Regions from separate parts of the Mus musculus genome. Here regions 1 and 2 are each linked to region 3. Evidence: chromatin contacts called from ENCODE Hi-C or POLR2A ChIA-PET data. All regions are on one chromosome and are shown on one strand. The core of a region is the stretch at or near the end of the contact, and the rest is flanking DNA. Distances in the headings are between cores, read along the strand shown. Region 1 holds the start of Rbm10 (RNA binding motif protein 10). Region 2 holds the start of Usp11 (ubiquitin specific peptidase 11). Region 3 holds the start of Uba1 (ubiquitin-like modifier activating enzyme 1).

What was found. A loop is a pair of places that touch in the nucleus more often than their neighbours do. ChIA-PET counts read pairs that join two places held with the same protein, here RNA polymerase II (POLR2A).
Region 1: a map of heart shows a loop between it and region 3 (2.2-fold over the local background). The contact joins the promoter of Rbm10 here to the promoter of Uba1 in region 3. A Hi-C loop is called at or near these places in 3 of 37 maps with a recorded cell type or tissue (gastrocnemius and heart). POLR2A ChIA-PET finds 5 or more read pairs at or near these places in 3 of 5 experiments (Patski and embryonic stem cell).
Region 2: a loop to region 3 is called in a map of heart, with 2.2 times the contacts of the local background. The contact joins the promoter of Usp11 here to the promoter of Uba1 in region 3. A Hi-C loop is called at or near these places in 2 of 37 maps with a recorded cell type or tissue (both heart). POLR2A ChIA-PET finds 5 or more read pairs at or near these places in 3 of 5 experiments (Patski and embryonic stem cell).

The regions. Positions count from the first base shown.
Region 1 is chrX:20,616,218-20,619,169 of GRCm38, forward strand. It overlaps Rbm10 (RNA binding motif protein 10), which reads left to right and starts at 1,286. Exons shown (of 24, transcript NM_145627.3): 1 at 1,286-1,834. Ndufb11 (NADH:ubiquinone oxidoreductase subunit B11) reads right to left here and starts at 1,402. Exons shown (of 3, transcript NM_019435.5): 1 at 843-1,402. The coding sequence starts at 1,043.
Region 2 is chrX:20,702,399-20,705,432 of GRCm38, forward strand. Usp11 (ubiquitin specific peptidase 11) reads left to right here and starts at 1,511. Exons shown (of 21, transcript NM_145628.4): 1 at 1,511-1,721. The coding sequence starts at 1,570.
Region 3 is chrX:20,660,932-20,664,296 of GRCm38, forward strand. It overlaps Uba1 (ubiquitin-like modifier activating enzyme 1), which reads left to right and starts at 1,965. Exons shown (of 26, transcript NM_001136085.2): 1 at 1,965-2,194.

The sequences.
Region 1 (2,952 bases), core at 36-2,535, 45 kb before region 3:
GGATATTGGCAATTTCCTATGGGTCCACTTATTCTATAGGACCCTATAATAATTTAAGATCTTCAATCAGATGTTAATGTTGAATATACTAGGCCTTTTCAAAAACACAAACCTCACAATATCCTCAGTAGAGTGGAAATGGCAATAATAAACACCTTCTAATTTGGAGTACTTCTGAAGTAAGTGGTAAGAGCTGCAGTGACCATTCTGACTCATATGAAGCAGGTGTGTTTTTCTTAGCTTTCCTAGTACTTTTCTCACTTTACAAAGAAACCGAGGCACCAAGAGATTAAATTACTTGTCCAAGGTCATACAAGTGAATAATTTTCAACCCAAGATGTCTGACTCCAGAATCTCTGCTCTCCATAAAGCACAGGAATTCAGTCCTGAATGCAAATAATCAGCTCCATGACCTACTCAAGCTGTGATCTTGGGCTAGCAACTTGTGTTTTAGTATCCTCATCTATGTCACTGTAACAGTTACAGTGCCTACTTCAGTAACAGTTATAGTGCCTACTTCAAAATCACGCTACTTTAGAATTGAGATGAGTAAATAGATACAAAGTGTCTAGCACAGCCTGGCATTATGCACGTGTTACCTTAGAGTTTAGTATTACCCTAATTATAAAGTTTCTAACATGCTTTGGGTGCTGCCCTCTTTCAGTGTGATTTCTGACTGCAAATAAGGCAACGAAAGAGAAAAACAAGCTAGGCAAAATTTCTGAATATTCGAAGATTTTGTCCACTGCTCAAATCTCGGGCCGGAGAATGTCCGCTTTGACACTGGTTTCCCTGGTCCAGATTGGCCCCTACAGCGTCCCGTTTTCCCCCCTCCCTCTCACCTTCGCGTAGACGTTTTCGTCCTCGGGTTCTGGGTCCTCCTGCCACTGCATGGTCGGTTCTCGTTGCCGCTTTTTCTCCACACCGGATGGGGCGATTACAGCCCTGGAGGACTCCCAGCGAACGCGAGCAGCCGGGAGCCCTCTCATCGCCCCCGCTGCTGACAGGCAGCGACCATACAAGCTTAACAGTCGGGCCGCCATGACAGCTTGTACTGCGGAGTCCTGGGGGGCGGGGGGGGGGAGGGAGACGGAAATACAATGTGCGCAGCTGCGGTTGATCCCAGCGCGATTTTTGTCGCTCCGCCCTTACCTTGCTAAATAGATCCCCGGCCTAAGTTTGTTTACGAGTTCGGCGAGGTGCGGACTCTATTTTGCCTCCCACGCCGTGTCGCTACCGAATCAACGTTATCATTTCTGTTAGTCTGGGAGAGAGTTGTTTTTGAGAGGTCTGTTCATTTTCTTCGTAAGAAGAAAGCGGTGACATCTAGATGGCCCTGTAGGGAAAGAGGTGGAGCTTCTAGTTGTCTTTCAACTTCAAAGGACAGCAAGCTTCTAAAGAGCGGGCCTCTTAGGGGTAGCCAATAGCTACTCTTTTTTCTGGACTCCTGGGCCGTTCTCACAGGGAATGGGGAGGTAGCATATGCTTGCCAATCAGAGAATGCCAGGGCCAGCCAATGGTGACCGGCAACCAATCGTCAAGGCCGGCCAGAGCGCGCTCCCTTAGTAGGTGGATGGTGGTCGGATCGCCGGCTCTCTTCTCGTCGCCATTTTGTGTTGGTGACTGTGGCCGGCTAGGAGGAGGTGGCACCGAGTTTCCTTGGGAGGGCAACGCGTCGGTCGCGTCTCCCCTCCCCCTTTCCTCCTTTTTGCTCCCAGTCTTGGACTTGGTAGTTGCATGCATTGGCTCCCATTTGAACTAACAGTTCTGAAGGAGGTGGTGGCGGGCGGAGGTGATGCCTGGGAGCCCTCCCTTGACAGCCCGGGCCGAGAAGGTGAGCGCCGTTGCGGGTCGTGGGATCGGAGGTAAAGGAGCTGGGCGCGTGGGAGGGGGAGAGGGCCGGTGTGCATAGAAGAGGCGCGGGGACGGACTGTACCCTCGGAGTTCGCACAGAGCTGAGGGATGCCTGCACAGCCTGCACCTGAAGAGGGGGTATGGTCCCCCACCCCAGCTTTTTTCTTATGAAAGCAAAAGCGCGTGCGCGATTGGGACGCGGGATGGGTGCACGCGGGTTGGGGGAAGGGAGAGACAGATGGGAGTGGGGTACTGTGACTTACTGTATTTGCCCACCGAACTTTTTATCTTTTGAAACGCGCGTGTTTGCGACTTTGCGGGGGGTGTTCTTAGAGGAGGGTTGTGCTGACTGCCCTTGTTACTTAACTATCCACGGGGAAATACTCTGGCTGCGGCCTCTATTCATTTATGTGGTGGGAATGAGGGTGACAAGCGCGGAGAAAGAAAGTGAATATGGTTTTTATCCTTGGGGTCTGTATCTGACCTCTGATCCTTATCAGGAAGCAGGCTTGTTACTGATCGACCCCAACTTAGTTAGTTTGGGGAGGGGGTGCAGAGAATATATATATCCGGCGTTTCTTCTTTTGGGAGTTGTATCTGTAACAGTGAGGTCTATATATTCAAAGGGAAATCCGTTTAATTGTGTCTCTTATAGGTATCCTGTGATCCTGGCCCTTGGCTATTTTGGGGGCTTGTCTGTAACTTTGTTTCTTTTCTGTGCTGTGTATGCAACAAAATTAGACTCATTCTTTTGCCATTGAGCATTTTGTGTCAGGTTCTCATCCACTGGGGTTCCTGCCTGTGATTCTTTTCCCCATCTGGGGGAAGTTAACTGATCCTTGAGTTGGAAGAGAAAATAGGTACTTAAGAGAAAAGGTGTTGTGGCAACCTACCGTTGGGCAAGTACTATACCCGCCTAGCTTTACTTGGTTCCTGTACAAATGGGTGGCAGCTAAAGATTCAGGGGTAATTTTGATCTCTGGTTGGGTCATGACACTCTCAGATCTTGTACTTCTCAAGGCAGTCCCAAAAGTTGGATGAAGTAGCTGTCCCTGTCACTCAGTAGAACAAGATGTTTTGGAACCACTTGGGAAAGAG
Region 2 (3,034 bases), core at 261-2,760, 41 kb after region 3:
CGAACTCAGAAATCCGCCTGCCTCTGCCTCCTGAGTGCTGGGATTAAAGGCGTGAGCCACCATGCCCAGCTAAAGTGCTACTTCTCACAAGAAAAAATTGCAGTAGTGCTGAAGTCTGACATAGAGCCTGGTACACCTGTATCCTGTACTCCTAGCATTTGGGAGGCTAAGGCAGGGGGATCATCATAAGTTCAAGGCCAATCTGAGCTTCATGTTCAGAATTGAGACTCTTTCAAAAAAACACCAAAAGAAACCCTGGCCGGTTCAATGGTTTTCACATACATGTTTGTCATCAGATTTCCTTTATATTAAAGATTGGGGACACTCAATGAATTGGTTATCCCAAGATACCCTCTGAATAATTCCACTATATATGCATGAAAATGAGAGTGAAGATACTGCAGAAAGTCTTGATTTTGTGAAACCTCCTGAGAGGGTTTCCTGAGCTGATAGCATGTGACCACAGTTTGAGGATCTGCCTGGTGTTTAAGGACACAGCTCTGGAACTAGGTCTGCCGTGCTATGGCACATCCTAGCTGAGGACAAATGATTTCACATTTCTGGCTCTCAGTTTCCCACATTGTTACTCATGGGCCAAAAACAATACAGTTATCTGCTACCCAAGGCTACTATTTAAGTCCAGCAAGTCACTTAAACTGGACAGACTCAGTATTTGTTATGCTTCCAACAAACACACAGATTTGTCTGGTAACTCTAGTTCAGGAAGCTGAATGTTGAAGTGCATGCCTGTATTCCATCACTTTGGAAGCTGAGGAAGGAGGATCAAGGCAAATCAATTGCCAGCCTGGGCTTCATAGAGTTGGAGGAAATTCTGGGGCAATTTAGCAAAGTCCCTGTCTCAAAGATAGAAAAGACAGATGACACACAGACAATCACACAGAGAGCCACACCCTAGTTCAGGCTCTCAGGAGATGATAAACTATTTGAGAAAAAAACCTTTTATTTCATGTATATAAATGTTTTCCCTGTATTCATATATGTGTACCTTGTCCATTTCCGCTGATCCTCAGGAACCTGTGTTATGGATGGTTGTGAGCCACCATGTGGGTTCTGGGAATTGAACTCTTTCTTCTGCAGGAGCAATGAGTGCCCTTAACCTCTGAGCCATATCTCTAGCCCATACATTTGGTTTTGATGGATGAGAAAGGTAATTCACGTTAGGCTAACAAAAATGCCGCTTTCATAGTATGGGTTTGCAGTTAAAGGGGCAACTATTTGCCCTAAGCATCCTTTGTGAGGCCCTAAACACATATTTGCTCATTTTGGAAACCTCTGGCCTCCACCAAAGGACCATTTCACCTGGTGTTAGAGAATTCCACAAGGCACTAATGTCTTAGTTCCAAACAAGAGAGTTAACCCCTGGTATTGGTTGCAGAGACCACAGACCACCACCCAATTTCCGCCAAATGGTGACGTTTCCAAGATGGCAGTAGCCCCCTGATTGTTGGGGGGCTCTGCTTCCGTTTCCGGGACAGAATCCGGAAGTGCCAGTTGAGGGTCGTCTTCCTATCTTCAGTTGCGTCGGCAGTTGGAGGAGGACAGACGGTGATGGCGGCGGTCGCAGCGGACCCAGCTGCAGCTGCCGTCCCGGCCTCTGCTGAGGACCGAGACACACAGCCCGAGGCAATGCCAGACCTGGATGAACAGTGGCGCCAAATCGGGAATGGGCGAGAGCGTCCACTGCGAGCTGGCGAAAGCTGGTGAGGCTGGGCTTCAATGAAGCCTTGGCCAAGGGGACCTTGGGGGCGTTAGTATCGCGGGGTACTTAGAAATCAAATTCTGAGGATGAAGCGGTGCGAGGCTGGGAAGGGGCTTGGGCCGGCGGGAGAGAGGGGGCGTGGAAGTGCTAAGTGAATGAATCTCAACGTTTGGGGGAAAAGGCGGGGCCCGAGTGGGGCAGTCAGCCGCCTAAGGACAAAATGGGGTTTGTGATAGGGGTGGGGCGTGAAGGGGATGGCCGTGGGAGTCAGGGGACTGCATCGTTTGGGGAGGGGGTGAGAGGGGACTGCGTCTTGGAACCTGGAGCCTGGAAAGGAGGCTGGCTCCGTACTTAACGCGGGGGCGTGGCGTGTGTTACAAAACGTTGCGTCGGTTGCAAGGAACGGCCTACAAGTACTCGAAGCGCCTGTGAACCCGACGAGCTTGGTGGCGTCCGCTGAAGAGCAACTCCATAGCCTATAGCTGTGGGCCGAGGGGCGGAATAGTGTGGTATGGGGAGGGTGCCTGGCTCCTGGGAACAAGGCGAAGGGCTGGGGAGGGGCAAACTGTGGAGGAGGGGCAGTGCCTGGGGCAGAAAATGGCGCCTGCAAAAGAGCAAAGATTGTGACGCGGTATTTTTTTTTGTTGTTTTTGTTATTTTTTTAATACCCCTCTAGTTAAGGTCTCCTTCCTAGAACAGGAGAAAGTGCAGGTGGTTTACAAAAGATTATTTGGGGAGTTTTTTTTTCCACGTGATAATATTTTTGTAATCAGAAATGGCTATTTAAAAGGGATCCACAGCTTTTAACAAATTGTCTTGTTAGACCATTTTTTTTTAAATGCTAATCAATGCCTCTTAAAATTTACTGCTCCCCGGGTTCCTATTTCTCTCTTGAGTTGCTGCTCATTTTTAATTGTGAAAATCGTAAGACCTACAAAGATTATAGTATAAAACGTTTTACATAAATGGACATCCTGCTGAAAGAAATGGTTTGTATGCTTCAAAAATGGCAAGGTCATGAAAGGCATACGCTGAAGAACTGTTCCAGATTGAAGGAATTAATGCAGTTTAACAAGTCTATGCAACACGTGATCCTCATTTGGATCTAGCACAGGAAAAATAAATTATTTTTAAAAATGAGGGTTCTTTCTCATAATTTATTTCTCTTTCACTGTAAATTTTATTGGAAAAAAAATCGGTGAAATTTGACAAAGGCCAGTAGATAAAATACTGGTACTGATAATTTCTTGTGATAATTGTAATGTGGTTATGAAAGAATATCCTTTGGTGAAAAAATACATACTGAAATTTCAT
Region 3 (3,365 bases), core at 715-3,214:
TTAGTGATCCTTCTGTGTCAGCCTGCCAAGTACTGTGGAATTATAGGAGCTGTGCTAGCACACCCCCCAAAAACCCCATCTTTTAAGAAAATAGTGTTGCTACTGCTCAGATTAATTATATGATACAATGTGCCAGGCACTATTCTAGACCCTTTCTACATATTTACTCAGTCACAAGGTAAGTTCTTATTCTTAATCCTCATTTTCTGATCTGGGAACATTCAAGTCCTCAAATGTAAGTAATTTTGTATTAATGCAAATATGTCTACATATTGCCTTTAGTTACACATATTTGAAAATTGTAACAGTTTTGTGGCAGCACTGCTCTAAGACCCGTTCTGTACTCATTCTCATAACACATTTCATCAGTGGATTTTTTTTGAGGTGGGGATTGGTATGGTTTGTTTGTTTGTTTGTTTTTTATGATACTATGAATTGAATCCAGGGTGTTGGGGAAGTGCTTTATCCATAGTCTACATCTCCAGCTAAGTTGGATTAGTTTCATTACTATCGTTGCCTATCAAAGGCATCTAGTGAGTTTGTATTTAGCAGTATTTATCTTAAACAAGATACGCCCCTAAGTGGTCATGGATGACGAGCAAAGACTGCTCACTTGGGCTTCGCACGGTTATCCAGTATGGTGAGTGCCTTGACTATTATCTCATAATTCCCACTTGCTAGGCAGGGCCACTTTGGGTGGGGGCTGCCCATCAAACCTCATGAATAATTCGTGAACTGTATGGGATTGGTACTTTTTAAAAAGGTTTATTTATTTATTTTATGTATGTGAGTACACTGTAGCTGTACAGATGGTTGTGAGCCTTCATGTGGTTGTTGGGAATTGAATTTTTAGGATTCCTGCTCGCTCTGGTCAACTCCGCTTGCTCCAGCCCAAATATTTATTTATTATATCTAAGTACGGTGTAGCTGGCTTCAGACACACCAGAAGAGGGCGTCAGATCTCATTACAGTGAGCCACCATGTGGTTGCTGGGATTTGAACTCAGGACCTTCGGAAGAGCAGTCAGTGTTCTTACCCGCTGAGTCATCTCCCCAGCCCAGTACATTTTTTTGAGACAGGGTTTCCTGTTAACCAGGCTTGCCTCAGACTAATGAACCTCCTGCTTCTACCTTCCTAGTGCAGAGATTAAAGGCATGCAGCACCATGCACATAAGCGCAGCTTGGGCGCAATCTTTCTTTTGGTGTTCCCACCCCACCACCCTAAGACAAGGTTTCTATGTGTAGCTCTGATTGTCCTGGAACTCCTTCTACAGACAGGCCTCAAACTCAGACCCTCCTGCTTCTGCCCACTGAGTGCTGGGATTAAAAGTGTACACCACCACACCTGGTGGACACAACCTTTCTTGACCTCTCTGTTTTCAAGTTGAGCTGCTGCTGCTGCTGCTGCTGCTGCTGCTGCTGCTGCTGCTGCTGCTGCTCCAACAGCTTCATTCAGTATTTAGGAGTCAGAGGAGTGCTGCCTGCAGTAGCCCTGTTTCTTGCTTACTGGGTATTAGATGGAGCAATAAGGCAGGCCTGCCTCTTTTGTTCCATCTCACTGAGTCTCGTGCATTATTCATGAATACGATATAGCTTTGGTCTCCTTGATTCCCAGCTACTGCAAGATCATTCATTATTCATGAACATGGGGTGTGGTTGTAATGCTTTAACATCTACTTTCTGGTTGCCTAGTCCTAGTAAACCCATAACCTTGCTTCGTGATTCACGATCGGGAAGAATGGCCTTGAGGTCCTTCCTTGATTTCTTTGACAGCTTAGATGCAGTAATTCTTTATTCATATTTCATAGCCTCTTGCTCTACCTGTTTTTCTAGTTACTGCCTCCAGAGCCACTTGGTGGAGCTGTTCTCCTTCTAATTAAAGAAGTCCCAAACTGGGCAGGGAAAATACATGATTCATGAGTGGGCGCGGTCCTCTTGCATCCGGGTTTCTGGGGGTGGGGCTCAGGGTTTTGTTCCGGCCTTGGGCTCTGCCGCCGCCATCTTGTGTCGGCTGCTGGGGTGAAGGAGGGTGGCAGGGAAGACCACAACCACCGCGGTCGGGGAAGGAGAAGGCGACAGTGATCCTAGCTGGCCCAGGCGGCAGGAGGAGGAGGAGAAAGAGGAGGGTGGCGGCCGAGCTTGACTTCGGCTCCTTGAGGAGTTGGCGGCGGCACGACCCGGGGAACCGGCATTGGTAATAGCTTTTCTCTGCACCTGGCTCGAAGCGCAAGGGCTCTGGGAGGTATGGGAGGGTCCCTGCTGGCTCTCTGCCAGCCCAATGTCTGAGTGCACTGCCGTGTCCTGGGTATTAAGAGTCACTAGGCAAGCGGGTGTGGGGGTGTGCAAATCCTGGGGTGGGGTGGATCACGTCTGTCTGGGACCACCCCTATTCCCTTGAGCTTCGAAATCTGACCTTGACGTCAGACCCCTATCTCAGCTTCTGGAGACTTCTGGCTCAGCACTATTACCAGGTATCTTGATCCGATCCTGAGCCATGCATTTCCTATCAGAACTCCCCACAGTCTCCATAAAGGCACCGGAATTCGGTGTCGCTGCTCATGAAAGCCGTCCATACTTGTGTGCTATTTGAAGACCTGCCCCAAAATCTCCCTTGAGACTCTTCCTAGCCCTTCAGTATTTGCTCTCATGGCTTAAGAGGGGCCAGGCTTGAGGAAAGGTCCGCGTGGCCTTCATTTCCGAATGAAGAGCCTTGTCTAGCATTTTCATCCAGTCTCCCCTCCCCCCAGGATACTATCTGTCCTTAGAGCTGCCATCTGGATTAAACCCGGTGAAAAGCTCTCTGCCTAGCCTTTCCGTGGGAAATCCATTCCTACATTTGAGATCTCCCAATACCACTTTGACATAGCATCCTCCATCGTGGACACCTGGCATTCTTATTCTTTTAAGCACCTGCCTTTAGAGACTCTCCCTGCTTTTAGGGACGCCCCCCTTTTTCACGTTCTCATTGTTCTTGAAGCATTGTTGTCTTCTCCATCAGCCATCGTAACCCCAGTATATTTCCTTTAGTCTCTCATGGGACTAGACGCCAGGGAGGACCTGTTTGGACACAGTTCTCCATTAGTGATCTCTTGCCGCCATCTACTCTTTCAGACTCTTGATTTGTAGCCCCATCTGCCCGATGGTCTCATTCTAGACCCAATTTTTGCCTTCAAAGGCAGACCAGCATTCTAGCTTCTCTTTTTATAGATTCCTTAATCTAACAACAGGCCTCAGAATCTGCCCTCGTCTTTTTTAAAGGTTTCTAGTACCATCATCATTCAGAGAGTCTCAGCATTTGCTTTTGACTTCCCTGAACCTCTATCACTGTCAGATACCTTTTTCCCCAACAGGCTCATTTATCTTCC